Linked DNA regions of Homo sapiens: all the other regions are linked to region 1. The links are chromatin loops, found by intact Hi-C in ENCODE. Cell type or tissue: GM12878. All regions are shown on one strand. Each heading gives the region's core, and the rest is flanking DNA. Links, peaks and the distances in the headings are about the cores only.

Evidence for each region. Hi-C counts contacts between places; a loop is a spot of excess contacts. Peaks named below come from ENCODE experiments on the same cell type or tissue, not always from the same donor. Only the 100,000 strongest peaks of a DNase experiment are listed, where the experiment ranks them.
Region 2: it touches region 1 in a loop (2.2-fold over the local background); 1 of 110 quality-filtered maps calls a loop at or near these places.
Region 3: it touches region 1 in a loop (7-fold over the local background); 1 of 110 quality-filtered maps calls a loop at or near these places.

The regions. Positions count from the first base shown.
Region 1 is chr12:38,345,736-38,356,168 of GRCh38, forward strand. No RefSeq gene overlaps it. Among named protein-coding and RNA genes, the nearest start is that of ALG10B, 34 kb to the left of the region's middle. RefSeq lists an enhancer at 5,015-5,094. In GM12878, for the core only: no CTCF peak of the experiment used is centred there; a DNase peak (open chromatin) is centred at 5,116; H3K4me3 peaks cover 627 bases; H3K27ac peaks cover 1,397 bases.
Region 2 is chr12:38,649,453-38,659,885 of GRCh38, forward strand. CPNE8 (copine 8) reads right to left here. Exons shown (of 20, transcript NM_153634.3): 20 at 2,751-4,618. The coding sequence ends at 4,430. Among named protein-coding and RNA genes, the nearest start is that of CPNE8, 250 kb to the right of the region's middle. In GM12878, for the core only: no CTCF peak of the experiment used is centred there; no DNase peak of the experiment used is centred there.
Region 3 is chr12:38,769,625-38,780,057 of GRCh38, forward strand. CPNE8 (copine 8) reads right to left here. Exons shown (of 20, transcript NM_153634.3): 7 at 6,614-6,677. Among named protein-coding and RNA genes, the nearest start is that of CPNE8, 130 kb to the right of the region's middle. In GM12878, for the core only: no CTCF peak of the experiment used is centred there; DNase peaks (open chromatin) are centred at 2,537 and 6,037; H3K4me3 peaks cover 658 bases; H3K27ac peaks cover 3,868 bases.

The sequences.
Region 1 (10,433 bases), core at 1,264-9,263:
CACTTATAGAAATGCAAAATGCTCTCTGAAAAGTCTCAGCAATAGAAATGAAGAAGTAGAAGAAAGAAATTCAGAGCTCAAACACAAGGTCTTCAAATTAACCCATCCAAAAAAGACAGAGAAAAAAGAATAAGAAAATATGAACAAAGCCTCCAAGAAGTCTGGGATTATGCTAAATGACCAAACCTAAAAATAATCAGTATTCCTGAAGAGGAAGAGAAATCTAAAAGTTTGGAAAACATATTTGGGGGAATAATTGAGGAAAACTTCCCCAGCCTTACTAGAGACCTAGACATGCAAATACAAGAAGCACAAAGAACACCTGGGAAATTCATTGCAAAAAGTTCTTCACTGAGGCACATTGTCATCAGGTTACCCAAAGTTAAGATGAGGGAAAGAATCTTAAGAGCTGTGAGACAGAAGCACCGGGTAACCTATAAAGGAAAACCTATAAAATTAACAGCAGATTTTTCAGCAGAAACACTACAAGCTAGAAGGGATTGGGGCCCTATCTTCAGCCTTGTCAAACAAAACAATTATCAGCCAGGAATTTTGCATCCAGCAAAACTAAGTATCACATGAAGGAAAGTTACAGTCTTTTTCAGACAAACAAATGCTGAGAGAATTCACCACTACCAAGCCACCACTACAAGAACTGCTACAAGGAGCTCTAAATCTTGAAACAAATCCTGGAAACACATCAAAAGAGAACTCTTTAAAGCATAAATCACACAGGACATATAAAACAAAAATACAAGTTAAAAAGCAAAAACACAAAAGGAAACACCCAAGATACACAGGCAACAAATAGCACAATGAATAACAAAGATCAGAGCAGAACTAGAAGAAATTGAAACATAAAAAAAAATAAAAAGATAAATGAAACAAAAAGCTGGTTCCTTGAAAAGGTAAATAGAATTGATAGATCATTAGCAAGATTAACCAAGAAAAGAAGAGAGAAAATCCAAATAACCTCATTAGGAAAGGAAACAACTATTACAACTGACAACACGGGAATAAAAAAGATCATTCAAGGCTGCTATGAACACTTTTATGCACATAAACTAGAAAAACTAGGAGATGGATAAATTCCTGGAAAAACAATCCTTCCAGCTTAAGTCAGGAAGAATTAGATACCCTGAACAGACCAATAACAAGGAGTGAGATTGAAATGGTAATTTAAAAATTAGCAACAAAAAAAAGTCCAGGACCAGATGGATTCACAGCAGAATTCTACCATTGAAAGAAGAAGTGGCAAAAATCCTTTTGACACTATTCCACAAGATAAAGAGGGAACCTTCCCTAATTCATTCTATGAAGCCAGCATCACCCTAATACCAAAACCAGCAAATGACGTAACCAAAAAAGAAAACTATGGACCAATATCCCTGATGAAGATAGATGCTAAAATCCTTAAGAAAATACTAGCTAACCAAATCCAGCAGCATATCAAAAAGAGAATCCACCATGATCAAGTGGATTTCATACCAGCGATGCAGGGATGGCTTAACATACTCAAGTCAATAAATGTAATACACCACGTAAACAGAATTTAAAACAAAAGTCATATGATCATCTCAATAGATGCAGAAAAAGCATTTGACAAACTGCAGCATCACTTTATGATTAAAACTCTCAGCAAAATTGGCATACGAGGGACATGCCTCAATGTAATTAAAGCCATCTATGACAAACCAACAGCCAACATAATACTGAATGGGGAAAAGTTGAAAACATTCTCTCTGAGAAATGAAACAAGACAAGGATGCCTACTTCCAGATCACTCCTCATCAGCATAGTACTAGAAATCCTAAACACAGCAATCAGACAAGAGAAAGAAATAAAGGGCATCAAAATCAATAAAGAGGAAGTCAAATTGTCACTGTTTGCTGATGATATGATCATTTACCTCGAAAACCCTAAAGACTCCTCCAGAAAGCTCCTAGAACTGATGAAAGAATTCAGCAAAGTTTCTGGATACAAGATTATTGTACACAAATCAGTAGCTCTTCTATATACCATCAGTGACCAAGTAGGAATCAAATCAAGAACTCAACTCCTTTTAAAATAGCTGCAAAAATAAAAATAAAAATACTTAGAAATATACCTAACAAAGGAGGTGAAAGTCCTCTACAAGGGAAGCTACAAAACACTGCTGAAAGAAATCATAGATGACACAAACAAATGAAAACACACCCCATACTCATGGATGGGTAGAATCAATATTGTGAAAATGACCATACTGCCAAAAGCAATCTACAAATTCAATGCTATCCCCATCAAAATACCACCATCATTCTTCACAGAGTTAGAAAAAACAATTCTAAAATTCACATGAAACCAAAAGGAGCCCAAATAGCCAAAGCAAGACTAAGCAAAAAGAACAAATCTGAATGCATCACACTACCTGATTTTAAACTATACTACAAGGCCATAGTCACCAAAACAGCATGGTACTGGTACAAAAATAGGCACATAGACCAATGGAATAGAATAGTGAACCAAGAAATAAACCCAAATACTTACAGCCTGCTGATCTTCAACAAACCAAACCAAAACAGTAAGTGGGGAAAGGACACCCTTTTCAACAAATGGTGCTGGGATAATTGGCTAGCTACAAGTAGGAGAATGAAACTGGATCCTCAGCTCTCACCTTGTACAAAAAGCAACTCAAGATGGATTAAGGGCTTAAATCTAAGACCTGAAACTATAAAAATTCTAGAAGATAACATTGGAAAAACCCTTTTAGACATTGGCTTAGGCAAGGATTTCATGAGCAAGAACCCAAAAGCAAATGCAATAAAAACAAAGATAAATAGCTGGGACTTAATTAAGCTAAAGAGCCTTTTGCACAGCAAAAGGAACAATCAGCAGAGTAAACAGGCAATCCACAAAGTGGGAGAAAATCTTCACAATTTATACATCTGACAAAGGACTAATATCCAGGATCTACAATGAACTCAAACAAATCAGTAAGAAAAAAACAAACAATCCCATCAAAAAGTGGGCTAAGGACCTGAATAGACAATTCTCAAAGAAGATATACAAATGGCCAAAAAACATGAAAAACTCCTCTGCATCACGAATTATCAGGGGAATGCAAATCAAAACCACAATGCAGTACCTCCTTCCTCCTGCAAGAATGGACATAATCGAAAAATCAAAAAAACAGTAGCTGTTGGTGTGGATGGGGTGATCAGGGAACACTTCTACACTGCTGGTGGGAATGTAAACTAGTACAGCCACTATGGAAAACAGTGGGGAGATTCCTTAAAGAACTAAAATTAGAACTACCATTTGATCCAGCAATCCCACTACTGGGTATCTACCCAGAGAAAAAGAAGAATGAATTAACAGCATTTGCAGCAAACTGGGTGAGACTGGAGACTATTATTCTAAGTGAAGTGACTCAGGAATGGAAAACCAAACATTGTATGTTCTCACTGATATGTGGGAGCTAAGCTATGAGGATGCAAAGGCATAAGAATGATACAATGGACTTTGGGGACTTGGGGGGAAGAGTGGTAGAGGGGCAAGGGATAAAAGGCTACAAATAGGGTGCAATGTATACTGTTTGGATGATGGGTGCACTAAAATCTCACAAATCACCACTAAAGAACATGCTCATGTAACCAAATATCACCTGTATCCCAATAACCTATGGAAAAAATATAAAAAGAAGGAAACAGCTAAGCAATGTGTTGAGAAAAGAGTATTTCAATGAGAGAGAACTTAAATGCAAAGACCATGAGATCTGTACAGATGTTATCTCCTTTATCCTCACTATGTTTCTGTAAGGGAGGTAGTGTTAGGCAAATTTTATAGATAGCAAAATGGAACCACAGAACTAACACACATAAGATCACTTTGTCAGCTAGCAAACAGGATGCCATGATATGAGCTCAGGAGTCTTTGACCACCACCAGCCTTCTCTTTCTGCACCCCCATGCTGCTTCGTGGGATCTAAAGCGCAACTTAAATGCATGTCCCTGCAAGGAATTCCAGAGGAAGAGAGGTTCCTATCCCAAATATAGGTAAATCTCCTAGATGGTTCTGGTTCTTTGTTTTCTTTCCACTAATCAATATGCAAGAAAGACTTATTTGGATCTATTTGTTTATTAATTCATTCAATAGATTTTTTGAGTGTCATTGCATAAACGTACTATTTGCATTTAAAATTCAGAATGCAGCCATGGTAAATAGTATGAACTATTTTCTTTCAAGGAATTGAGAGTGGTTTTGTTTTTAGTATATTGTCTGGAAATCCTAGCCGTATAATCCACTTTACCAAAAGTTACATGGAAGGATATAAAACTATTATAGATTAAAAGTCTTCCTGTCAGTTGGCTGAAAATTATCTGTAACATTTAATATGTGACTCTGTTTGGAAAAAAATATAGCCAACCACCTTTTTAATCCTCTTTTCGATGTTTTGGGAAACATAAAGTTGGGATCTTTTCATTCATTTGCAAAATAAAACAGTATTTTTTAAGGCATTGATTTATATTTCATTTAAGGCATTGAATTGTTTTATTATTGAGCCTGTCTCTGAACTCTGAGAAATTCCAAGGGAAAGAATTAAAGATCTTCAATTCAGTCTTGCCTAAATCTACTATTTTCAACCAACTTTTTTTCTGCTGTGCTTTCTTGCGTATTTTCTTAATGGATAGATAGGACAATGGTACAGCAGAAATAATGAATGTTTATCTACCACTTCCATTAAATATGTCAATGCTTTTATGAAAGGAAATCTATGGTTACTTAAGCCAATGCCTGCACTTAGTACTCAGCCATAACCGTTCTCATACCTGGAATCTAAAGAGGTAGCATCAGTAATCTGTACACACTAAGTACTTAATATTGCTCAGTGGAAAGAGAAATGCTGTTATATATTACTCTACATTTTTCATAGTCTTTATAATGTTTTATATCCAAATGTATCATTATGTAGTTTCACTGATCAGTAAGAGAGCTAGATCGTGTAAGCTTTATAAGAACGTTGGCTTTTACTCAAAGGGGATGAGAAACTATCAGGGGATTTTGAGTAGGGATGACATCATCTGGCCTTTGTTTTTTAACAGAACAAATCTGGCTGCTGTTATGAGTGTAGACCAAAGGCTGGATGGATAGAAATGAGGAAATGAGATAGGAGGCAGAGCAGTAATTTTGGTGGCAGGTCATAGTGCCTTTGTATAGGGTAACAGAATATGCTAGAGCCTAGAATACAGGCATCAAGCTGTTATGAGCTTGGCATTTTTACCACTGTATCCCCAGGGTGTGGAATCATTTCTGGAGTATAGCAGGAGCTCAGTAATTCTTGCTGCATGCATGAATGGATGGATAGACTGACAGTTTTTCACACTTATGTCTTCTCCCCATCTGTTTATTACTTAAGTTTTAACATCTAAGCTACTTGCCTCATCCTCACAGTTTTTAAACTAAAGCAAAAGTGAAACAAAAGCAAAACAGCCAAGTTTCTTCTAAATTTAATTGAATTCAACAAGTCTTTTTTTAAAGCACTTTTATGTGGTTTCTTTGGGCTATTAAGGATATCAAATGCCAACAGAATGTTCTAAGACTGTTAGATGAGATTGTTGCTTAGGGTCACAGCTATGCCACAGCACCACAATTTACTTTAAAATTAAGATTGCTACATAGTTTTAATTTCCTCCTCAGAAGGGCAATAACCTTTCAATGAATCAGACTCGGCTTTTTCTGCTTACTATAAATGGGACCATGTGACCATTACATTACAAAGTGCATAAATGGCAGGCTATATTAGAAAAGTTTGGGGACAAGGAGCACAAGAATGTATTGGGCACATAACCTTTTTGTGTGATAAAGAAGATAAATAAGAAGACATGCAAACAGATGTGTTGATACATATAAAGAAACACTGAATAGATATAGAAGCAACTAAAAAGGCTGATTGCAAGGCTCAGGAGATAAATTGGATGGACAGGGCAAACTTTTTGTTTTCAATTTTTTTTTTATACTTTAAGTTCTAGGGTACATGTGCACAATGTGCAGGTTTGTTACATATGTATAGATGTGCCATGTTGGTGTGCTGCACCCATTAACTCCTCATTTACATTAGGTATATCTCCTAATGCTTTCCCTCCCCACTCCCCAAACCCCATGACAGGCCCCAGTGTGTGATGTTCCCTTTCCTGTGTCTAAGTGTTCTCATTGTTCATTTCCCACCTATGAGTGAGAACATGCGGTGTTTGGTTTTTTTTCTTGGGATAGTTTGCTGAGAATGATGGTTTCCAGCTTAATCCATGTCCCTACAAAGGACATGAACTCATCCTTTTTTACGGCTGTATAGTATTCCATGGTGTATATGTGTCACATTTTCTTTTTTTTTTTTTTTGTATTTCCACTGTTTTATTTTAAAAAATGAGTAATTTATTATAAGTATATTTAGGTATCACTGTTTTGTCTAATCTTTTATTTTATTTTATTATTATTATACTTTAAGTTTTAGGGTACATGTGCACAATGTGCAGGTTAGTTACATATGTATACCTGCGCCATGCTGGTGTGCTGCACCCATTAACTCATCATTTAGCATTAGGTATATCTCCTAAAGCTATCCCTCCCCCCTCCCCCCACCCCACAACAGTCCCCAGAGTGTGATGTTCCCCTTCCTGTGTCCATGTGTTCTCATTCTTCAATTCCCACCTATGAGTGAGAATATGCAGTGTTTGGTTTTTTGTTCTTATGATAGTTTACTGAGAATGATGATTTCCAATTTCATCCATGTCCCTACAAAGGACATGAACTCATCTTTTTTTATGGCTGCATAGTATTCCATGGTGTATATGTGCCACATTTTCTTAATCCAGTCTATCATTGTTGGACATTTGGGTTGGTTCCAAGTCTTTGCTATTGTGAATAGTGCCTCAATAAACATATGTGTGCATGTGCCTTTATAGCAGCATGATTTATAATCCTTTGGGTATATACCCAGTAATGGGATGACTGGGTCAAATGGTATTTCTAGTTCTAGATCCTTGAGGAATCGCCACACTGACTTCCACAATGGTTGAACTAGTTTACAGTCCCACCAACAGTGTAAAAGTGTTCCTATTTCTCCACATCCTCTTCAGCACCTGTTGTTTCCTCACTTTTTAATGATCGCCATTCTAACTGGTGTGAGATAGTATCTCAGTGAGGTTTGGTTTGCATTTCTCTGATGGCCAGTGATGATGAGCATTTTTTGATGTGTCTGTTGGCTGCATAAATGTCTTCTTTTGAGAAGTGTCTGTTCATATCCTTCACCCACTTTGTGATGAGGTTGTTTTTTTCTTGTAAATTTGTTTGAGTTCTTTGTACATTCTGGATATTAGCCCTTTGTCAGATGAGTAGATTGCAAAAATTTTCTCCCATTCTGTAGGTTGCCTGTTCACTTATGGTAGTTTCTTTTGCTGTGCAAAAGCTCTTTAGTTTAATTAGATCCCATTTGTCAACTTTGGCTTTTGTTGCCATTGCTTTTGCTGTTTTAAACATGAAACCCTTGCCCATGCCTATGTCCTGAATGGTATTACCTAGGTTTTCTTCTAGCGTTTTTATGGTTTTAGGTCTAACATTTAAGTCTTTAATCCATCTTGAATTAATTTTTGTATAAGGTGTAAGGAAGGGATCCAGTTTCAGCTTTCTACGTATGGCTAGCCAGTTTTCCCAGCATCATTTATTAAATAGGGAATCCTTTCCCTATTGCTTGTTTTTGCCAGATTTGTCAAAGATCAGATGGTTGTAGATATATGGTGTTATTTCTGAGGGCTCTGTTCTGTTCCATTGGTCTATATCTCTGTTTTGGTACCAGTACCATGCTGTTTTGGTTACTATAGCCTTATAATATAGTTTGAAGTCAGGTAGCCTGATGCCTCCAGCTTTGTCCTTTTTGCTTAGGATTGTCTTGGCAATGTGGGCTCTTTTTTGGTTCTATATGAACTTTAAAGTAGTTTTTCCAATTCTGTGAAGAAAGTCATTGTTAGCTTGATAGGGATGGCATTGAATCTATAAATTACCTTGGGCAGTATGGCCATTTTTATGATATTGATTCTTCATACCCATGAGCATGGAATGTTCTTCCATTTGTTTGTATCCTCTTTTATTTCTTTGAGCAGTGGTTTGTTGTTCTCCTTGAAGAGGTCTTTCACATCCCTTGTAAGTTGGATTCCTAGGTATTTTATTCTCTTTGAAGCAATTGTGAATGGGAGTTCACTCATGATTTGGCTGTTTGTCTGTTACTGGTGTATAAGAATGCTTGTGATTTTTGCACATTGATTTTGTATCCTGAGACTTTGCTGAAGTTGCTTATCGGCTTAAGGAGATTTTGGGCTGCGATGATGGGGTTTTCTAAATATGCAATCATGTCAGCTGCAAACAGGGACAATTTAACTTCCTCTTTTCTTAACTGAATACCCTTTATTTCCTTCTCCTACCTGATTCCCCTGGCCAGAACTTCCAACACTGTGTTGAATAGGAGTGGTGAGAGGGGATATCCAACAGGGCAAACTTTTTAATAGATTTTTTATATCATTTTGATGATCATGTAAATTATTACCTATTTAATGAGTATATAAATAAATAAAAATGACATCTTTTAAATAGCTGTGGGGGGCAAGGGGGTGGGGACAGTAGGGAAGAAGGGCCTAGGGAAACTTGAAGTGAAACAAGTGTTCATTTTGTCACTTTTCCAGCCCTCATCAACTGCATTTGGAGCTGAGACTTCTCAGATGAAGTGTATGTATGTAAACATTAGTAAATAATAACCAATCACATTTTGTTCATCTTTTTTTCTTAAGGAATAAAGAAGCCTATGTTCATGAGAATGCTGATTCTTAAAGGGCTAGAAAGGCCAGTTGAAAAAGGCTAATCTGTAGAGATGCCTGGGAATTCTTTGATCTTTTTGGAGGCTAAAAGAAGTAAAATTCTGCTATGGAAATTGTCCTATTATATTTCTGCTTTCAAGAAGGGGCTACAAGATTATGAGGTTTTGCAACATTGCCCTCCTAGTCCTGTGTACATTGCTGTAAAGACTCCCAGGCATGGAGGCCATCAATGGCACTGTTTCTCTTAGCAGTTATTTGGGTGTGAAGTTCCTCACTCCTGCAAGGCTCAGCCTGAAGCAGCATGTCTACATGACCCACCTGCAGAATCTCCCCACTTGTCAGTAACAGCTGTGAAATCTGTCCCTGTTGTCTTTAGGTAAGAAATTTCACCAATGACAGTAACACCTTGCTCTTGTGTAGAGTTTTATATTTTTCAAAATGTTTTGACCTGTGTTATTTCTTCTTATGTATTCAGAGAAACTGAAAGATGGAAAAGATCTCAGATGCTGTGACCCCGATGTAACAGATGGAGAAATTGAATCCAAGAGATGAAGTGACCACTTTGCCTAAAATCAAATAGCCATGTAGCAGCCGAGCTAAAACAAACATTCAGTCCTCCTGAATCCTAACTCAGTGATTTGTCTTACTATTACATAATAACATCCATTGTTTTCCTGAGTCTCCCCTATCATTTTATTATTCTTCTTGACCCATTCATATTAGTTTTTTTCTTTTATGGGTTAAAGGTGACCTTAATCAAAATTTGATACTTACATAAGTATGATATAAAATAACTTATATCTATATTTAATAATTTCTTATTTTAGTTGATGCTTTCAAAAATTGCCAGAAAACAGATTATTTTTGCCACCAAGCAGTTACAGTTTCATCTTCATGTTCCCTCTCTTAACATGCTGAAAAATTAAGCATAAATAGAAATGCTAATTAGAGTTGTCTTCCTTGTCAATGCTATGATTTATATTTGACCTGTTTCCTATCAGATTTGCCACAAGCTAGAATCTTCTGAGCATTTCTCCCTCATATATGTTCTCTACCAGTCAGCAGACACTAATAAAGGGTATCAAAATCCTGGCAAGAAAATGTTTCTTAAAGTAGTAGCTGATGCTAGACACTAAGTAAGTCAAGTTTCCTATTGCATAGTGAAAGAGAAAAAAAGCTTTTATGTCTAAATTCAGTTTTAGTAAAAGGGAAAGCCTTATATCCAGGTCAAGGTCCAATCCACTAAGATTTGAATCTATTGAGGTATTGTATCTTAGAATTCAGAGCTTGGCATGCTTAATATTTAGAAACACTTTAAAAAGTTAAAAGCATTGCACAGTTAGAGTGACATCACTGCAAAGGTGAATATTTTCAAAGGATTCTGATTCCATTTTGACAGCTTTCTTTACTTGACATTCATAGGCTCCACACTTACTAAGGGCTGACTTGGTACCACAGCACTAAAAGGTACATCCTCTGGTTATTAAAAGGAGTATGATGAAAAGTATTACTTGGGAGCATGTGGGACTTCCTCTTGATTGATAAATAAAATACTGTTTTCCTCCCTTACTGATAATCTCACTCCGTGTTGCC
Region 2 (10,433 bases), core at 1,273-9,272, 300 kb after region 1:
GTGGGGGTCATATCAATTTAAAGAAAAATAATTTTGTTATGGGCTACTCTGTGTTGGGAAAGTACTTCTACTTGGTATCTCCTCATTCCAGGTTAAAAACCTGAAATCTAGGAGGTGAGCATTGCTTAGGATAATCATCTCTTAAGAGTTATAAACATAGCTTAGGCAATAACTCATGAGAAAATACTTGTTTGTTGCTTCTCTATTTCCCCTTTCACATTTCCTAAGGAAGCCGTTTAAAACTTGTGCATGTTCATGATATACCAAGTCTTCCCTTATCAAAGTCATACCTAAGTAACTAAGATATGATGAAGAAAGGTTTTTTTAGAAAAAATTTTGGTGCAAAGAATTATGTCAATATGTTTTTAAAATGTGCTTATTCTTAAGATCCGTGTATCTGATCTCAGCACATCCCAATAGTTTGTAAAATGAAGGACTGCCTATTGTTAAATGACGCTCAGGTATCAACAGAGCAAATAGAGTGATACTTGGTAGGAAAGTGGGGTGAGGGGAACAGTCATGGTTGGGAGAAGAGGATGTCTTCTAGAACAGTGTTTATTCTAAGGAAATAACAAGGTTGAATCCCTTTGACTCTACGCTTTGATGTCCTCTGGGTCATCTGATGATACACCTATTTTCGTGAGTGGTAGGATGTTTATGAAGAAGGTGGTGAAAAATGCAAGGACATTCATGTCTTATTCCTCTGAAGTTTATTTGCTACAATACATTTGCCATGGAATTGTATGTGAATACTCTTTCAATTTAATTTCAGTATAAATATCGTAGGGCATATAAGTAGAAAAAATGAAGGTGGAACTGGCTGTAAGCAGAGGTTATTTAGGAAATAATCTCTGTAATGCAGTGCTTCCCTACATTTCAAGACACACATTAAAAATGGGAATGTTTGTTAAAATATCCTGAGGTTAGCCAATGAACATGATGGAGGCTGGGAGCTCCAATTACCCCAGGCACTATACACCACCCCAAGGTGCACACCTGTAGCCCATCTGCAAGGCATAAATCTGTAAATCATCTGTAACACACTGATGAGAAAGCTCTGCACAAGTGTGACTTTTTGCAAGTAGATTTCCATCTTTTCCATCTTCATAGGTAACACTCCACATGCACTCAATCTATTTGATCCTCAACTCAGCAGCTTATTTATTAGTAAATGTATCTGATTTGTGCTAATCACAAAAATTATTCTTTACTCTGAGTTTTTATGAAGAATCTGGCCACTTTGTCTCAATTACAGCTATATGTAACACAAAGTCATTAAATAAAATTCACGCAAGCTGAAAGAAAAAGGCATGCTCTTCAGTAAAATCTTTGGCATTTCAGGTCTTCTAAGAAATAACCACATCCACCTCATCTTTGTGAGAGGTCTTTATTTCCTAAGTTGATGATGACACAGTAATAAAAAAAAAAAGTGCATGAGTCCATCTATTATCTTCCCTGAGCCTGAAAAACAAAATAACCTATGCTCCAACCCTAATCCCAAATCCACTCTCTTCCCACATTCACCACCACCAGAGTCATATCCACCTCTTCTTTTCTCTCGATATTGCATGTTGGAAGAGATAATTTAAAAAGTAGTAATTGAGTCATCCAATAGTCTTTAGTTGCAGCAATTTCACACTCTAGCTACACATTACAATAAACTGGGGAGCTTTAAAAATTTACCAGGTGCCATTAAATACTATTCCATAAGGATGGAGAGACAAGATGCCCCAGATAAAATAAAATAGTTTAGAAATAATCTGAGGCAATTAATATGCTGAAATGCAATACAAAGATGAGCTCATAGAAAGTACTGATTATTGTTAGCATTGAAGTTTTAAAGAACAAGGTTCAGAGGAGCTGGGGCTTGAGTTGGAAAGTGCAAAGGATATCCTCAGGTAAAGACCAGAGAAGAGGGCTTGATGAGAGAACAGAGTATGAACACTATAGACAGACTCCAGGTAAACTCGGAGTGGTTGCGGAAAAGGAATGAGGCAGGCCTGGTTAGTTTTAATATTAATTTGAGAAGCAATAGGAATTGGTATTACATAACTGGGCAAATTCAGATGATGGAGATACTTGAAAATAACACCAAGAGTTCATCCTGGAGTTCAAATGATAATTAGAGGCTTTCATTGGAGAGGAAGGAAATGAGATTACAAAGATAGGACAGTGCCCAAAGTCTCTGGGGTTCTTGAGGGCACCACTTGAAGACTGACTTCTGCAGCAGGTTTAATGACTTGAATCTATCACCCCTTCTCAATATATACCTTTCTTGTTGCTCATTACCGTAAGTGTAAATATCCCTGATAACCAGTTTGTATGTACAACTATTACTATGTGTTTTCCTTTATGAAGCATGTCTCTGGGATTTCCTATTGCATAGCACCTAATAGCAACTAACAAAATGTAAGTTATAACAAATATTTCCAAGATGGTAATGAGCTCTTCTCTAGTTATATAGTCTTGGATACATCACTTAATCCCTCCAATCTTGGTTTACTACATTTTTGCAATGAATACACAAGATTTACGTATTTTCTAATCTTACATGTAGCATTAACTTCACATAAGTTTCTGATTATCATTCTCAGCCATATAAATGATAACATTTGTAAAGAGAAATTGCTTCATTCCTGGCCATTTACTCCCACTAGGTTTGAGCAATCTATTATTTATACAAGGAATTGTACAACTTTTGTTTTCTCTGGACAGTTCAAAAAAATAACTGATGTTTGACAAGAAGAAAAGAATATTGATCTTATTTATTTGTTTTTTGGGTTGATAAATAAAGCTAAATTTAAAAATCTGTAGGTAATACACTGTAGTGGCATAAATATTTAAGATCAGTAAAGGAAATCATCAAACTATTGTCATTCATACATGAAACGTACAAAGCAAATAGTTATGATTTAAAGATTTTAATACATAATTAAAAATCAACAATTATTACATAGTTATATAACATTGATACTGTTAGATATGTGGATGTATATATTTTTCTTTCCAGTAAAATAGTTTCATGCTTATAAAAGTCACCCTAGGTCAACTTGGGACAAAGAAAACAATGTACAGTAGAAATAAACCAAGTATTAAATAGAATATATAGGTAAGGAAAAAATATTATAAAGCAGTTACATTTTTGACACACACACACACACAAATAAATACACTTTTCTATTATTTGAAGGCAATTCACAATCATTTCCAGGAATTCCGTGAGAATTTAAGGCCATTTGTTCTAAAGAAATGCTTTAATTTAGACACAACTTCACAAAACTGTAATTCTTGTAAAAACTGTACATGCAAAAACCCTTTACAATTATTCGTGGACAGGCAGGTCAGTATATAGGAGTAGGTTATTTCACAAATGTGTTGTGCACTAAGTCACATAGTTGTATATATTTAACTGGGAATTTCACAAAAGACTTCCAGCCTGTGCACCTTGTGTGGCAACGTGGAATGGTGATAACAAGAAATTCCGATCAAGAGAGCCAGTATCCCTTTGAATTAAAATATCTAGACAAGATATAATGGAATAAAAAGTTTAAAACATCTGCTACATAGTTCACAGTTAAATAGTCTTGGTTTCAGTCTTTCTAAATAGCATTATTATATAAGGATGCTACTTTTTACAAAGTATTTTCTGTGCATTTATAGATCACAATGTTTGACTTTTTATAATTTCTACTTAGTGTTACAAAATACAAACCAACTGCAGTCTAAATTTAGAACCCAAACTCCATGAAAAATGCATGTTCAACCAGGAGACACATCTGCCGGGCTTAAACTCCCATACCCAGCAAACATTGCTGAGAAATTGTTTATTAAGCAGATGTAGTTTCTTAAGACAATCCAGTTACTGAAAAATAGAAAAGCATTTTTCCCTTCCCTTATTTGCAATTGTGTTTGTCCAGACAGTCATTCAAAGAGATATTGCTCTTGTGATTATAGCTATTGCAATTTAGAAGACAAAGGATTCAGTATTTAAAACTCTTATTTTTAAGAACAGTTATAAAAGTATTGAAATTTAAAAAGTAGTAACATGTAAACATTGATACAGAGACTGCTTTCCTATACACATAGCAGTCGAAGACAATATTTGAGTTAAAAACACAGTTTGTGCTTTTTCCCAACAATACATTGGAAATTAGCTGTTTCTGTTAAAAAAAAAAAGAAAGAAAGATTTAGAGAAGACATCCATACTTTGCTTCAAGCATTTAAACAATTTTTTCTGTTGCTCATGCAACAACCATATTTACAGTTTTGGTTTAGGAAGATATTTAAATTTGGATCCAAGAAAGCACATTAACTGCTGAAACCAAACTGAGAAAACTATCTCATTGCCTGGTTCATTACAGAGCACCAGGCACAAAGCATTAACTCAGCACTTTTGATTTGTAGTTGACATTAGCATTTCAGAGCACAGTCATATTTGAGTCTGTAACACATGTGTAGGTGGGGTGTATGGGGGAGGCGCAGGTGATGGCTTGATTCCTCGGGCTCTCATATAGGAGAGAAACTGCTCAGGGATCTCAGCTAGGACATCTTTAGCCAATCTAGCCATGCTCAGTATGTGGTTTCCACTTCTGTCAATATAATCCCTGAATGGCACAAACTAAAACAGAGACGAAAGAAAGTTATTTCACAGACTTTAGCAGGCTATGTAATAAACACAAAAAATCAACACATGTACACATTTGGTCATAGGAAAATCAGGGAATCTGAGAGTAATGGAGAGATGGATAACAATTATTATACATTTTTAAAAATATTCAATAGGCCAGGCATGGTGGCTCATGCCTGTAATCCCAGCACTTTGGGAGGCTGAGGTGGGTGGATTACCTGAGGTCAGGAGTTCAAGACCAGCCTGACCAACATGGTGAAACTGTGTCACTACTGAAAATACAAAATTAGCTGGGTGCGGTGGCACACCCTTGTAATCCCAGCTACTCGGGAGGCTGAGGCAGGAGAATTGCTTGAGCCCAGGAGGCAGAGGTTGCAGTGAGCCGAGATCATGCCACTGCACTCCAGCCTGGCCGACAGAGCGAGACTCTGTCTCAAAAAAAAAAAAAAAAAAAAATTCAATACACTACAAATAGCTATAAGTGACTAAACTTACATAATATATGCTTTATCTCAAAAGGAATGCAATCATTTTCTATGTTTTTCCTCCAATAACTCATGTCACTTAATCCTAATAGGCTTATTATGTTGCCAAATGTCTTCTGCAGTTTTAGGTTCTATACCCAGCCTGAATCCCAACAGGATGGAGCATTTAACCTCTTTGGGGCTTGGTTTCCTGTCAAATGGAGTTAATATATGCCTAATTCAGCTTCTGATATAAAAATACTACCCAATTCTGGATAAGAAATGAGTATTACCCAATTCAGGGTAAAATATAATAGTGTACATTGTTAAAAAGTCCTAAACACATTAAAGTATTTTAATTCTTTCTAAGACAAAATCGCATGGACTATGAATATAGAATTCACACAGCTCATATTAATAGGAAGCTGAAATATTCAGTACATTGAGTTTTGCATCAGATGTTGATTTTTGAGTATCTACTATTTGGGAAGACAGGAAAAAAGATCTTGGCATAAGATTTGGGTATATTTCTTATGGAAATATCATCATTCTAACAACATATATTAGGTTGGAACAAAAAGTAATTGCAGTTTTTGCAGTAATTTGTGGTTTTTCAATGGCAAAAACCGCAATTACTTTTGCACCACCCTTAATAAAAATGATTACTATATCTTTATATATGTAATTATGTGAGAGCCCTTATCGGCTCAATACCAAATGCTCCTGTAATAGATTGCCTGATTCCATTCTCATTTATAATGGTTACTTAAGTTAATAAACACTGTGCTGTTTGAGGGCATTAGTTCAATTTTCCCTTAGGGGCATAATGATGCTTGATGCAACTTTGAAGTGATTGGAACTGTGAATGTTGTGATAATTTAAGAGCACAGTAATTTTTGGTCTTCAGAGAAAAGGCAAAGTGAAGACATTTTAATATGTTGAACAATTTGAGTACAATATATAAAAATTTGAATTAAATCATTTTTCTCCTGGATGAAGACAAAGAACAATCCTGTCTCATGCTGTAAAATACCATTTTACATTTATTTTGAAAAATAAAATAAGTTTGTTTTTTATTTAAAGTTATTCATTATGTGCCTCTGGAAAACAATCATTATTGGAAGGAAGCATTTAAAATGATCAGGTTGCTACAGGTAAACCAAGAAAAATTTTAAGAAATCAAAGATTAGGTATAGTGCCTTTTATGCAATGAAGGTAGTCTCTTTTAAAAGAAGAGAAGAAAACTATTCCTTTCTTTTTAAAATAAGACATTACAAGGAAGCACATGTATGTGACTAAAATTTTACCTTATTTGTCTTTACACCCTATTTCCAGGAGGGAAACTCAGAGCAGTTTTTAGAAATAGGTATTTAAAAGGTGACATATCTTTCTCCTACTAAGGGCAAGAAAGGCAGCTTGCTAAGGATGTGAAAAAAAAAAAACTAACAATAAATGCGATCTTCCTTCAGAAGAGAATGAGAATTAGAACTTTTGTGAAGTGTTTATTCCCTAGCTATGGACAAGACTTGACATTTTTAACAGAAAAAAATCAAAGAGGTAAAAAAAAAACAAAAAACAAAAAAAACAAATTGAGGTTAATTTTCTCTCTGAAACTATAATTAGAAAAGAGAAAATAGGAATCAACACAGGGAATAATGAGAAAATATATCTAATTGTAACTATAATTTACTTAATTCTTATTCTAGAAGGTATAATGCTTTAAATGTTAACATTTAGTAATGTTGGTATGGTCAGTATACATGCAGTGGTCTTTAGACTTTTTTTTTTTTTTGAAGAGTTTTTTTTTTCTTTGTTTTTGAAAATGTATGTAGCTAATACACACATTTCATGGAAATGTTGGCAAACAGTTGATGCTTCTCTATGGAAAGGGGAGATCTCCCCTGCTTCTTTTATCTTACCTTTACCTCAACTTTGGTCTCATATTCTTTACCTTGCTCCTACATTATGGACATTAAACTCATTTAAGTTTTTACCTCCCTATTCTCAGAAACTTTGGAATTAGACTTCCCAGTTTCAAAGCCTGGTTCTGCTGCCTGTTGCCTGCATGATCTTGAGCAGGTTATTTTCTACTCTTTGCCTCAGTTTCTTCTTCTATAAAATAAAAACCAGATGGCTTCATGGCAAATTCCACCAAACTTTTAAAGAACTAACACAAATTCTTCTCAAACTGTTTTTTAAAATTGAAGCGGGGAGCTCTCAGCAACGTGGAAAGGAACTGGCCAGCAACTTAGCTTAAAGGATCCTCCGTAAGAGCCACACAAGTCTGTGCACAGACCAGAGAATAGACACTGTGGGAGCCGTAAAGTATTTCCTTGGTGGTTGGGACCAAGCCTTTCAGGTCCGTTCCAAGATGGCCGAATAGGAACAGCTCTGGTCTGCAGCTCCCAGCGTGACAGACACAGAAGATGGGTGATTTCTGCATTTTCAACTGAGGTACCTGGATCATCTCACTGGGACTGGTTGGACAGTGGGTGCAGCCCACAGAGGGTGAGCTGAAGCAGTGCGGGGTGTCACTTCACCTGGGAAGTGCAAGGGGTTGGGGGATTTCCCTTTCCTAGCCAAGGGAAGCCATGACAGACTGTACCTGGAAAAAGGGGACACTCCTGCCCAAATACTGTGCTTTTCCCATGGTCTTAGCAACTGGCAGACCAGGAGATTCTCTCCTGTGCCTGGTTTGGTGGGTCCCATTCCCACAGAGCCTTGCTCATAGCCAGTGCAGCAGTCTGAGATCGACCTGCGAGGCTGCAGCCTGGTGGGGGGAGGGGTGTCCACCATTGCTGAGGCTTGAGTAGGTAAACAAAGTGGCAAGGAAGCTCGAACTGGGTGGAGCCCACTGCAGCTCAACAAGGCCTACTGCCTCTATAAACGCCACCTCTGTGGGTAGGGCACAGCTGAAAAAAGGCAGCAGAAACTTCTGCAGACTTAAACATCCCTGTCTGACAGCCCTGGAGAGAGCAGTGGTTCTCCCAGCACGGCGTTTGAGCTCTGAGAACGAACAGACTGCCTCCTCAAGTGGGTCCCTGACCCCCGTATAGCGTAACTGGGAGACACCTCCCAGTAGGGGCCGATAGACACCTCATACAGCTGGGTGCCCCTCTGGGACGAAGCTTCCAGAGGAAGGATCAGACAGCAATATTTTCAGTTCTGCAATATTTGCTGTTCTGCAGCCTCCACTGGTGATACCCAGGAAAACAGGGTCTGGAGTGGACCCCCAGCAAACTCTAAAAGACCTGCAGCTGAGGGACCTGTTAGAAGGATAACTAACAAACAGAAAGCAGTAGCATCAACATCAATAAAAAGGACATCCACACCAAAACCACATCTATAGGTCACCAACATCAAAGACCAAAGGAAGATAAAACCACAAAGATGGGGAGAAACCAAAGCAGAAAAGCTGAAAATTCTAAAAACCAGAGCGCCACTTCTCCACCAAAAGATCACAGCTCCTTGCCAGTAATGGAACAAAGATGGATGGAGAATGAGTTTGACGAGTTGACAGAAGTAGGCTTCAGAAGGTCGGTAATAATAAACTTCTCCGAGTTAAAAAAGCATGTTCTAACCCATCACAAGGAAGCTAAAAACCTTGAAAAAAGGTTAGACGAATGACTAACTAGAATAAACAGCGTAGAGAAGACCTTAAATGACCTGATGGAGCTGAAAACCATGGCATGAGAACTACGTGATGCATGCACAAGCTTCAATAGCTGATTCAATCAAGTAGAAGAAAGGATATCAGTGATTGAAGATCAAATTAATGAAATAAAGCAAGAAGACAAGATTAGAAAAAAAAGAGTAAAAAGAAATGAGCAAAGCCTCCAAGAAATATGAGACTATGTGAAAAGACCAAATCTACGTTTGATTGGTGTACCTGAAAGTGACAGGAAAAATGGAACCAAGTTGGAAAACACTCTGCAGGATATTATCCAGGAGAACTTCCCCAACCTAGCAAGGCAAGCCAACATTCAAATTCAGGAAATACAGAGAACACCAAAAGGTACTCCTCAAGAAGAGCAACCCCAAGACATATAATTGTCAGATTCACCTAGGTTGAAATGAAGGAAAAAATATTAAGGGCAGCCAGAGAGAAAGGTCGGGTTACCCACAAAGGGAAACCCATCAGAGTAACAGTGGATCTCTCAGCAGAAACCCTACAAGCCAGAAGAGAGTGGGGACCAATATTCAACATTCTTAAAGAAAAGAATTTTCAATCCAGAATTTCATATCCAGCCAAACTAAGCTTCATAAGTGAAGGAGAAATAAAAACCTTTACAGGCAAGCACATGCTGAGAGATTTTGTCACCACCAGGCCTGCCTTACAAGAGCTCCTGAAGGAAACACTAAATATGGAAAGGAATAACTTGTACCAGCCACTGCAAAAACATGCCAAAGTGTAAAGACCATCAATGCTATGAAGAAACTGCATCAATTAATGGGCAAAATAACCAGCTAACATAATAATGACAGGATCAAATTCACACATAACAATATTAACTTTAAATGTAAATGGGCTAAATGCCCCAATTAAAAGACACAGACTGGCAAACTGGATAGTCAAGACCCATCAGTGTCCTGTACTCAGGAGACCAATCTCACATGCAGAGACACACATAGGCTCAAAATGAAGGGATGGAGGAAGATCTACCAAGCAAATGGAAAGAAAAAAAAAAAAAGCGGGGATTGCAATGCTAGTCTCTGATAAAACAGACTTTAAACCAACAAAGATCGAAAAAGACAAAGAAGGCCATTACATAATGGTAAAGGGATCAATTCAACAAGAAGAGCTAACTATCCTAAATATATATGCACCCAATACAAGAGCACCCAGATTCATAAAGCAAGTCCTTAGAGACCTACGAAGAGACTTAGACTCCCACACAATAATAATGGGAGACTTTAACACCCCACTGTCAATATTAGACAGATCGACAAGACAGGTTAACAAGGATATACAGGAACTGAACTCAGCTCTGCACCAAGCAGAACTAATAGACATCTACAGAACTCTCTACTCTAAATCAACAGAATACACATTCTTCTCAGCACCACATCGCACGTATTCCAAAATTGACCACAGAGTTGGAAGTAAAGCGCTCCTCAGCAAATGTAAAAGAACAAAAATCACAACAAACTCTCTCTCAGACCACAGTGCAATCAAATTAGAACTCAGGATTAAGAAACTCACTCAAAACCGCACAACTATACGGAAACTGAACAATCTGCTCAATGTGCAAAAATCACAAGCATTCCTATACACCAATAACAGACAGAGGGCCAAATCATGAGTGAACTCCCATTCACAACTGCTACAAAGAGAATAAAAT
Region 3 (10,433 bases), core at 1,491-9,490, 420 kb after region 1:
TTAACACATTTCTCCCAAAGCACCTGGACCAAAATATAAACTTCCAAGAAACATTCTGTATACTTACAATGCATAATAGATAAATGAAATGTGTTTATTTCAAATAGATTGTGAATAAAACATCAGAGGTGTATTATTATAAAAGCATGAATTTTCATAGGCTCACTGGTAAATGTAATACTAAATTTAATTTTTCAAATTATATCCCTTAGGGCTTGCAAAATGAATAACTGATTCAAAATAAAGATTTATTTCAATGAAGAAAATTATATAACCTTAGGAAAAATAATGTTCTTGCAATTACTCAGGTTAACAACTTAGCAGGGATTAAATGGTACATTTGTATTAAGCACAAAATACATCTTGTTTGAGAGGAAAAGTATTTATATACTTTTAGAAATACACTAGCATCACTGCAAAGTTTTGTTTTGTTTTGCTTTGTTTTTATGCCTTATGCTTAATGTCACCTAATACATTTTTTAAGACCTCTCTTTAATACTCCACATATAAGGACCATTCTATTGCATAAAGCCACTTGGATGTTTCACAGGCACTTCTAACATATTCCAATCTGAACATCTAACGTCTATCCATAAACTTGCTTCTCCTATAATTTTCCCAGCTCAGTTAGTGGCATTGTCATTCACTCAAGTGCCCAAAGAAGCCATCCTTGACTCTTCTATTTTCCTGATCCTTTATCCAGTCCACCACCAGTTGCATCATTTACCTCTAAAATTTTGCTCAAATCTTTACTTTGGCTCTGCTGCCACCACCTCAGTCCAGTTCAATCTTATTTCTCACCCAGACATGTTCATTGACATTTATTCCTTACTCCCACTTCGACTCTTTGATGTATCCAATCCATTCTCCATTCAGCAGACAGAATAAAAGTCTTGAAACATGAAAAATTCATGTTGCTCACAACTTAAAATGCTTTAAGGCTTTCCCTTGCATTTAGGAAAAATGCAGAACCTTTAACATGGTCCGCAAAGGCCAACATCTAATGGGTTCTGACCAGCCTTTTCCACCTTCAACTGGCAATGTTTTAGCTCAATCAACTCCCACTGCTCACCCCTGGCCATCTCACATCGGACCCACACATGCCTTTCCCACCTCAGGACCTTATACAGCTGTGTCTGCTGGAATTCTTATCCTTGGGCTGGCAAACACTACTCCTTCTTTAGGTCTTAGCTTAAATGTCACTTTCTCAAAGAGGCCCAGTGATTCCCCCAAGGCTTAATATAAATTAGATCCCTGCTGTACTCTCATAATATATTTGAATCACTTGTCACATATCATGACATATATTACCTGCATAGTCAGCCGACTAATGTCTCTCTTTCCCACAAACTATGTGTTCATTAAAAACAAGGACCAGGTTTGGGGGTTGTGGTGTTGTGTTTTGTACTGTTTTTTTCTTGCCATTCTATTCTAAGCATTCATTCCAAGGACATAATAACATTTTGTAAACACTGTTCAATCAATCAATAAATAAAAACAAAAAATATACTTTATGAAAAATTTCAAGCTACTTTTAAAATACTACATAAAAGGCCAGGCATAGCGGCTCATGACTGTAACCCCAGCGCTTTGGGAGGGCAAGGGGGGCTTGGATCACTTGAGTCTGGGAGTTCAAGACCAGCCTGGACAACACAGTGAGACCACATCTCTATCAAAAAAAAAAAAAAAAATTAGCCAGGTGTGGCGGTGCCTGCCTATGTTCCCAGCTAGGAGGGAGACTGAGGTGGGAGAATCACTTGAGCCCAGGAGCTCAAAGCCTGCAGTTAGCCAAAATTGTGCCACTGCACTTCAGCCTGGGCAATAGAGTGAGACCCCGTATTTAAAAAAAAAATACTGATTGAAGATACACTCCCAACATAATTTCTAAACTACATTAGTTTTTACTGTGGCATTTAATTAAATATAAAATTTGCATTTGAATAAAACTGTATCAAAATAAGTTGAGATAATTAGGATTATTACACTACAAATAAATATTTGTATAAATTTATGACCTATACATCCCTTAAATGCTACCATTTCTTTCCTATAGAGTATCCATCTAAAGGAAGAATTAATAATATTCCCATTTTTAGAAGAAAACATAGAGCCTTGTGATATTGGCCTTGGATATTATTTCTTGGATATGATACAAAAGCATAGGCCACAAAAGCAAAAATACACGTGGGACTGCATCAAACTACAAAGCTTCTGCTCAGCAAAGGAAACAATCAACAGAATGAAAAGGCAACCTACAGAATGGGAGAAAATATGCTGTGGTTGCTATGACTTGTTTGTCCCTACCAAAGCTCATATCGAAATTTGATCACCAGTGTGACAGTGCTGGGAGGTGGGGCCCCATGGAAGGTGTTTGGGTTATGGGTGTGAATCCCTCATAAATAGGTAGGTGCTGCTTTCACAGTCTTGAATGAGACTGGATTAATTCTCTCAGAATGAGTTCATTCTATTAAGAGTGGGTTTTTATAAAGCTAGGGTGCCCCTCAGGTGTCCCTATGTTCACAAATGTCTGCTTCCACTTTCACTTTCTCTGCCACAATGTGAAACAGTATGAAAGCCCTTACCACAAGCCAGTACCATGCTCTTGAGCTTCTCAGCTGGTAGAAGAGTGAGCTAAATAAACTTCTTTTTAAAAATAAGTTACCTACTCTCAGATATTCTTTTATTGCAACACAAAATGGACTAAGATACTGTATACTATAAAGGTTAATTTCCAAAATATATAAGGAACTCCTACAAATCTTCAAAAATACTGCAAAAACTAAAAATAAATAAAAATAAAAAATAGAAAATCAACCCAATTTAAAAATGGGCTAAGAACCTGAATAAGCATATCTCTAAGGACATACAAATGACCAACACACATATGAAAGGTGCTCAACATCACCAATCATCAGAGAAATGCAAATCCATACAAAAGATTAGCTCACGCCTGTTAGAATGCCTACTATCAAAAAACAAACGCAAAAGGAAGCAGTGTCAGTGAGGATGTAGAGAAAAGGAAACCCTTGTACACTGTTGCTAGGAATGCAAATTAGTGCAGCCACTGTGGAAAATAGTAGGAGGTTCCTCAAAAATTAAAAGCAGCACTACTGTATGATCCAGCAATCCCACTTCTGGGTATATATCCAAAGAAAGAGACTGAAATCAGTATCTTGAAGAGATATCTGAACTCCCATGTTTATTCTAGCATTATACACAAATAAGTCAAGATATTGAAGCAAATGAAGTGTCCATCAACAGATGAATAGATACAGAAAATGTTTTATATATATATAAAATTTATACACACACACACACACATATATATGTAAAACAATGGAATATTATTCAGCCTTAAAAAGGAAGAACATCCATCCATTTGCAACAAGATAGATGAGCCTGGAAGACACTATATAAGTGAAATAAGACAGCCATAAAAAGATAAATACTACATATTGTAACTTACATGAGGATTCTAAAATAGTCAAAATTATAGAAGCAGGGAGTAGAATGATGGTTTCCCGGGATTGAGGGGAAGAAGAAACTGGAAGGTATTATCAAGGAGCACAAAATTTCAGTTATGTAAGATGAATAAGTCATAGAGATCTACTATATACAGTATAGTACCTATGGTTAACAATACTGCACTGTATATTTAAAAATCTGCTGAAAGGGTAAATCTTATGCTGTTTATTATCACAAAAATATTAATAATAAATAAGCAGGGTAGGGGGAACCATTGTAAGTGACTAATATATGACATTGATTGTGGTGATGGTTTCATGGGTATATACCTGTCTCCAGACTCATCATGATGTATACATTAAATATGTCCAGTTATTTGTATGCCAATTATACCTAATAAACTGGTTTAAAAAAATTGTCATTTTACAAATGCATAACTTAAAGCTTCAACAATATAACCTCACTCGGCTAAATAGTGAAAAAGGTAAGACTAAAATGTAGGTGAGCTGACTCTAAAGCTTATGTTCATTGTACAAGTTAATAACTGACAACTCGTTTTAAAGAAAAATGTAGATTTTTATGATGTTGTAGGTGAATTAAAATGATTGCATTCAACATTATAAATAATAATGCCCAATACTTTTAATGTTCCCTAAAGTATAAATTTAAAAAGCATTGATTCTTCTGAAGTAACTATGAACATTTCTTTGAGTACACTTGTGCATTCTACTATACTAATGTAGTAATGAAATACTATTTCAAGTTTATTAGTATTAATAATGATGCTGATGATCAATAAGGCTATAGCCAGGAATCAGGACATAGAAAACATAAGATGAAGTTACACCAAGATTTTAAACAATATTGATAAAAATATTAAACTATAATTTCTAAGTATGAGAAATATGTATTGACTCATTGAAAGATAATTCCAGATGTTATTGAATTAATTGTAAAAAGAGGGATAAAAATACCTAGACCACTAAATGACACATTCCCTTTCATTTACTAAGGCCTGGTAAAAGAATTTTCCCGGCTCTTCCAACAAGAGAGTAGAACTGAAAGTGGAAGATATTTAGGATGCAGCCTGTCCATACTCAACCTGTGTCTTGGTATCTTGGCTCTACTTTGAAATAGAACAGATAGTACTGTATTCATGACACATTTACATAAAATCTGCTCAATAAACTCAAGATTTTGACAAAATAGCATGTTAATATCACCAAAAAGAACATGTATCTTATTGACTGTGAACTTCCTTTTTTCTTTCCTCCTTTATCATACAAAACATATATTATTTGAAACATTTACAAATTGAGACAAGTATAAATGATGATTAGATGATAATATAATTTAAAAAATCATTGTATCATTTTAACTAAAAAAATAGGATAGGTAATATCGCTGCATTTAAATAATTATGCTATATTTTCTAAGGCACTGGGTAGTATATGCAAACTACTTTTATGTACATTATAGTATCAAACTTAATGTTATGGTAGTTAATTGCCAGGACTGGAAGATTTTTTTTTTAAATAGTCTAGTGATTAGTTCACATTTTTTGGTTTATTGCCCTTCAAATACGAAAAGTAAAACACAGAGTAAGTAGTCAAGTGTCTTGATTAGACAAAGTACAAATTAGTAGCAAAACCAAAACTTGAGTCTGATAGTCTTTAACAGCATTATATGTGGGCATGTTGGGGTATTTTTTAGATGAGAAAAGTGAGACTGATATGACCGTGACATGCCCAGGGGGACAAAGACAATGAGCACAACAACAGAAAGGCTTCAATTTACATGTTTTTTAAATGACTTAAATTATAATATTAGTGTTTAACTATTTCCACTCATCTGTTATTATAGTTCCTATTGTTATCTCACTGTTCTACTCCTGCCCCCAGAATCCCAAAGGTATGTAATCAGCTGTAATACCCAGTTTCTATCATTTGCTGACAATATCATATGATTCCCTGAGCATATTATCTCAACTATCTATCTATCTATCTATTGATCATCTATCTATATTTGAGAGATATAATATATACATATATTTGAGACAAGGTCTTGCTCTGTTGCCCAGGCTGGAGTGCAGTGGCACAATAGCTCACGGCAGCCTTGAATTCCTGGGCTCAAGTGATCCTCCCACCTTGGCCTCCCAAAGGCTGAGATTACAGGCATGAGCCACCATGTCCCACCAGAAATGTATTATGTAAATAAAGCTACAGAATTTATCTAAAAGTTAAAAAGACAACTTTTTGAGATAATAAAATAAACTATGGCTCTCTCTATAAAAACTCTGGTCAATGTCAAAATGTTAAGCTTTTGGTATTTGGGGTGAGTTTCTGTTCCTACAATCAAGCAGCAACTAAAAGTAAAGAGCACTAGAGGTAATCTAGGGAAAATTTTTTTCCTCTGGAAATACCAATTCCCAGAGATCTGCTGGCCCACATTAAACAGACAATATTGACTTCAGATTAAGCTGGTCATTGTTACTTTCAGTCTGGAGTGTCATAGCTATCACCCCATTTCTTGACAACAGTGAAATCATTAATCATGAGTCAATGGGTGCATCAGCAAATCACAACTGAAAGTAGCAATGTTCTAAAAATACAGAGTATGCACTCTCTGTAGTCATACTGCTAGCTGTAGTGGCAGCTAATCCTTTCTTCAAATGTGGACTTCCCAAGCTAACAAGAGATGGAACCAATATAAATTCTGGATTAATTAAATTAGAAAAATTGGGGAAAATATCTTATACAAATGGGGTAAACTCAAATGACAAGAAATATTCCTTCAGGATTACACACAGATCTTCAAAAATACTGCAAAAAAGTTTGCAGTAATTGAACTGATTGGTATAACTGACTATTCCTTATACTAATGCTTAAAAAGCAGTATTGATATTAGGTGTTATTTTAATACTTTCAATTCCTTAAAAAGATTATTAAAATAACTAATTATACTTTTCAGACTATGAAATACAGTCTCTCTGGTCATAGGGCTAAGTACCTAAAATGATATTTTATGGGTTATAAAATTGTATAACACTTTTGCTACAATTACTTAAAAATTAATTAGTTAAGTACAATTTTAGATATAGCATTTGAAGTATGGAAGTATTTTCTAAACCAAAGAAATATTTACTTACCCTGCAACAGTTTAATTCCTCTGCTGTAAGTATGATTGTACCACATTTCTTCCCTGGAATTCCTCTAAAACAACAAAAATATATTTATATACATTAATATGTTATATTAATACTATATAATATAAATTTATATATCATGTTTATTTTTATGTACTCTAATAAAGAGCATATAATAATAACATGGTTCTTCCCTAACAAATATATTTTGAGTAGCTGGGATTACAGGCCCAGCTAAATTTTGTATGTTTTTTTAGCAGAGATGGGGTTTCGCCATGTTGGCCAAGCTGGTCTCAAACTCCTGACCTCCAGTGATCCGCTCCCCTCGGCCTCCCAAAGTGCCGGTATTACAGGCATGAGCTACCACACCCGGCCCTCAATGAGACTAAACTTTCAACATAACTTTAAACATGTCGATCCTCTCCTCAAGAATCTTCAATATCTCCATATTGTCTAATATATAATAAAATATAAGATAATGTAATAGTTATGCATCATCTAATTATGTTTCAGTAAGAAACAGATTGCATATACATTGGTGGCCCCATAACATTATAATGGAGCTGAAAACTTTCTACTGCCTAATGATGTAATATCTTAGCACAGAGCATTACTCATGTGTTGGTGTAATGCTGAGGCAAACAAATCTACTGTGCTGCCAGTCATACAAAGTATGTATGTACAGTCCATAATACTTGACAATGATAGTAAACATCAAATATGTTACTGTTTATGTATTTTCTATACTATACTTTTTATCATTATTTCAAAGTGTATTTCTTCTACACATACCAAAAAAAAAAAAACAAAGCTAACTGTAAAAACAGCCTCATTTAGGTCCTGCAGATGTTCCAAAAGAAGGCACTGTTATCACAGGAGACAACAGCTCCATGCATGGTACTGCCCCTGAAGGTTTTCCAGTGGGACAAGATGTGGAGGTGGAAGACAGGGATACTGAGGATCCTGACCCTGTGTAGGCCTAGGTAAATGTATAACTTTGTGTCTTAGTTTTTAACAAAAAAAAGTTTAAAAAGTAAAAATAAATAAATAACTTAAAAACAGAAAAAAGATTACTGAATAAGGATATAAAGAAAGGAAATATTTTTGTACAGCTGTGCAATGTGTTTGTGTTCTAGATAAGTGTTATTATTAAAACATTTTAAAAAGTTTAAAATATTTTAAAGTAAAAACATTATAGTAAGTTAAGGTTAATTTATTATTGAAGAAAGAAAAATAGTTTTAAATAAATTTAGTGTAGCCTAACTATACAGTGTTTATAAAGCCTACAGTAGTATAATGTCTCAGGGCCTCACATTCACTCACCACTCACTTAGACTCACCCAGAGCAACTTCCATTCCTGTAAGCTTCATTCATGGTAAGTACCCTACACAGGTATACCATTTTATATGTTTACTTATGTTTAGATACACAAATACTGATGTTACAATTACCTGTTCAGTGAGGTAACATGCTGTACACATTTGTAGCCTAGGAACAAGAGGTTATACCATATAGCCTAGGTATGTAGTAGGCTAGACCAGGGGTCTGCAACCCCAGGGCTGCAGAGCACGAGATGAGTGGCAGGCACCAGCAAGCTGAGCCTCATCTGTTTTCACAGCAGCTCCCCATCGCTGGCATTACTACCTGAGCTCTGCCTCTTGTCAGATCAGCAGCAGCATTAGATTCTCATAGGAACGTGAACCCTATTGTGAACTGAGAGGGACCTAAGTTGCATATGCTTCTTATGAGAATCTAATGCCTGATGATCTGTCATGGTCTCCCATCACCCCCACATGGGACCATCTACTTGCAGGAAAACAAGCTCAGGGGTCCCACTGATTCTACATGACATTGAGTTGTATAATTATTTCATTATAATATAATAATAATAGAAATAAAGTGTACAATAAATGTAATGCACTTGAATCATCCCGAAACTACCCCCAAACCCCCAGTGCATGGAAAAATGATCTTCCACAAAACCGCTCCTTGGTACCAAAAAGGTTGGGGACTTCTGGGTTAGACCATCTAGGTTTGTGTAAGTACAGCCTATGGTGGTTTCACAACAATGAAATCACCTAAGGAAGCATGTCTCGGGACATATCACTGTTGCTAAGTAGTGCATGACTATAGAACAAAATGTTCTCATGGTTTCTAAGTTTTTTAGTATGTTATTAAAACCTATCTAAAACTATGGGTTTCACTGTTCCCTCTCCTTTCATCAACTCGGTGACATTTTGTGCTTATTTCTTCTTTGTGTTCACTCCCATGCCTTGATAAACTATAGCTTGTTAACTGTTCCCTATTTCGCCTCAAACTTTCCATATCCCCAAATTGGATATGGAACAAGTTCCATTTGTTCCAAGAAAACCTTATCCTAGGCAGCCTTACACAAAGCTCAGCCTTTTCTGCTTTCCTATTGATGTTAAAGTCAATACTGCAAGGTTTAGCACTTAATTATTCCTTAACTGTTAAAAGGACAAATTGTTAACCTTTCTTTTCTCAAGTTGATTATGCTTTCTGTAAGAGCAATATTCACGACATAAACCTCTTGTAAGCACAGAGTTAAATGTCTGTATACAGCAGGTGTTTAGTTTATAGGTAAGTATGTAATATACAGTCATGCATTGCTTAATTCTTGTTTCCACCATGTATTTACTCTTAACCAGGGTCATTGCACATGTCAAGATCTTCCATCTTCCCTAGGTCCTTATGACTAAGAACTCAATATAGCATGGCACATTTTGTCTTATATTACTACATTATCGTTTTCAGCATCCTTCCAGCATCCTTAATCAGTTAATTTTTCTAATTCAGCTGTACCTTTCTCTTCTTCTTTCTATTTGTGAACTATGAGTTTAATATATTCAGCATTATGGAAAACCAAACACCCTGACTGAGCATCAACCTGAACACACTTTACAATGCTGAATAAAATATGCAAAGATCTTTATAAATGCTCAGATAACATTGCAAGAAAATAAGGACCAATCAGAAGCTTAAAGTGAAGTCAGAAAGATAAGCAGAACTGAACACTGGAGAACTTGATCTTAGGCTTCTGATTTTTATGGTTACTTAGGGCACAAAAATTAGAGAGAAAATCAAGAGGAGGTGGGACTCACAAGGTGGGAAATTCAATAAACAGCCAACCCACAGCATAAAGCTTATATCTCATTAACTAGATTGCCTGATTGTAGCATGAGTTATATATAAACATTCACTTTATGAGCCTAAAAAATAAATCGCTGCCTTAAAAGGTGGAGATGAGTGAAAGAGAAAAAAATGTATCCTAATAATTTAAGGCTCAACCAGGCTTGCTGTCTTAATTGACATCACTTGAGTAGTTACCAAAACTTCAAACCAAGAATTACATTTAATTCAAGTGATCATGGTTGCCTGGTATATGCAAATCCTCTCCAGAAAAGTTTCCCTTCAAATTACATCTCAAAATATCTCACATTTAAAGTTTTAAAAGTAAATGTGAAGCTCGTTTTATAATATTAAAAAATAAACAAGGAAAAATGCACCCACCATGAGTTAGACTCTCCAAAACAACAGGTTGCAGAATCAAACACAGATTTAGAATGTTGTAAATATTATGAATAGTATACAAAATATAAGCATTTATAATATATTTAAAATGTAAAGAGGAAATGGACATATGGATAACTAGCAAAGGATTATAAAAAATAAGCAAGAATATTTGGAACAGAATAGGGAGCCCAGAAGTAAATCCAAGCTGTCATTGCCAGTGCCAATGTCCAGGCACTTTTCCTCTATTTTCTCTTCCAGGAGTTTCATTGTTTCTGGTCTTATGTTTAG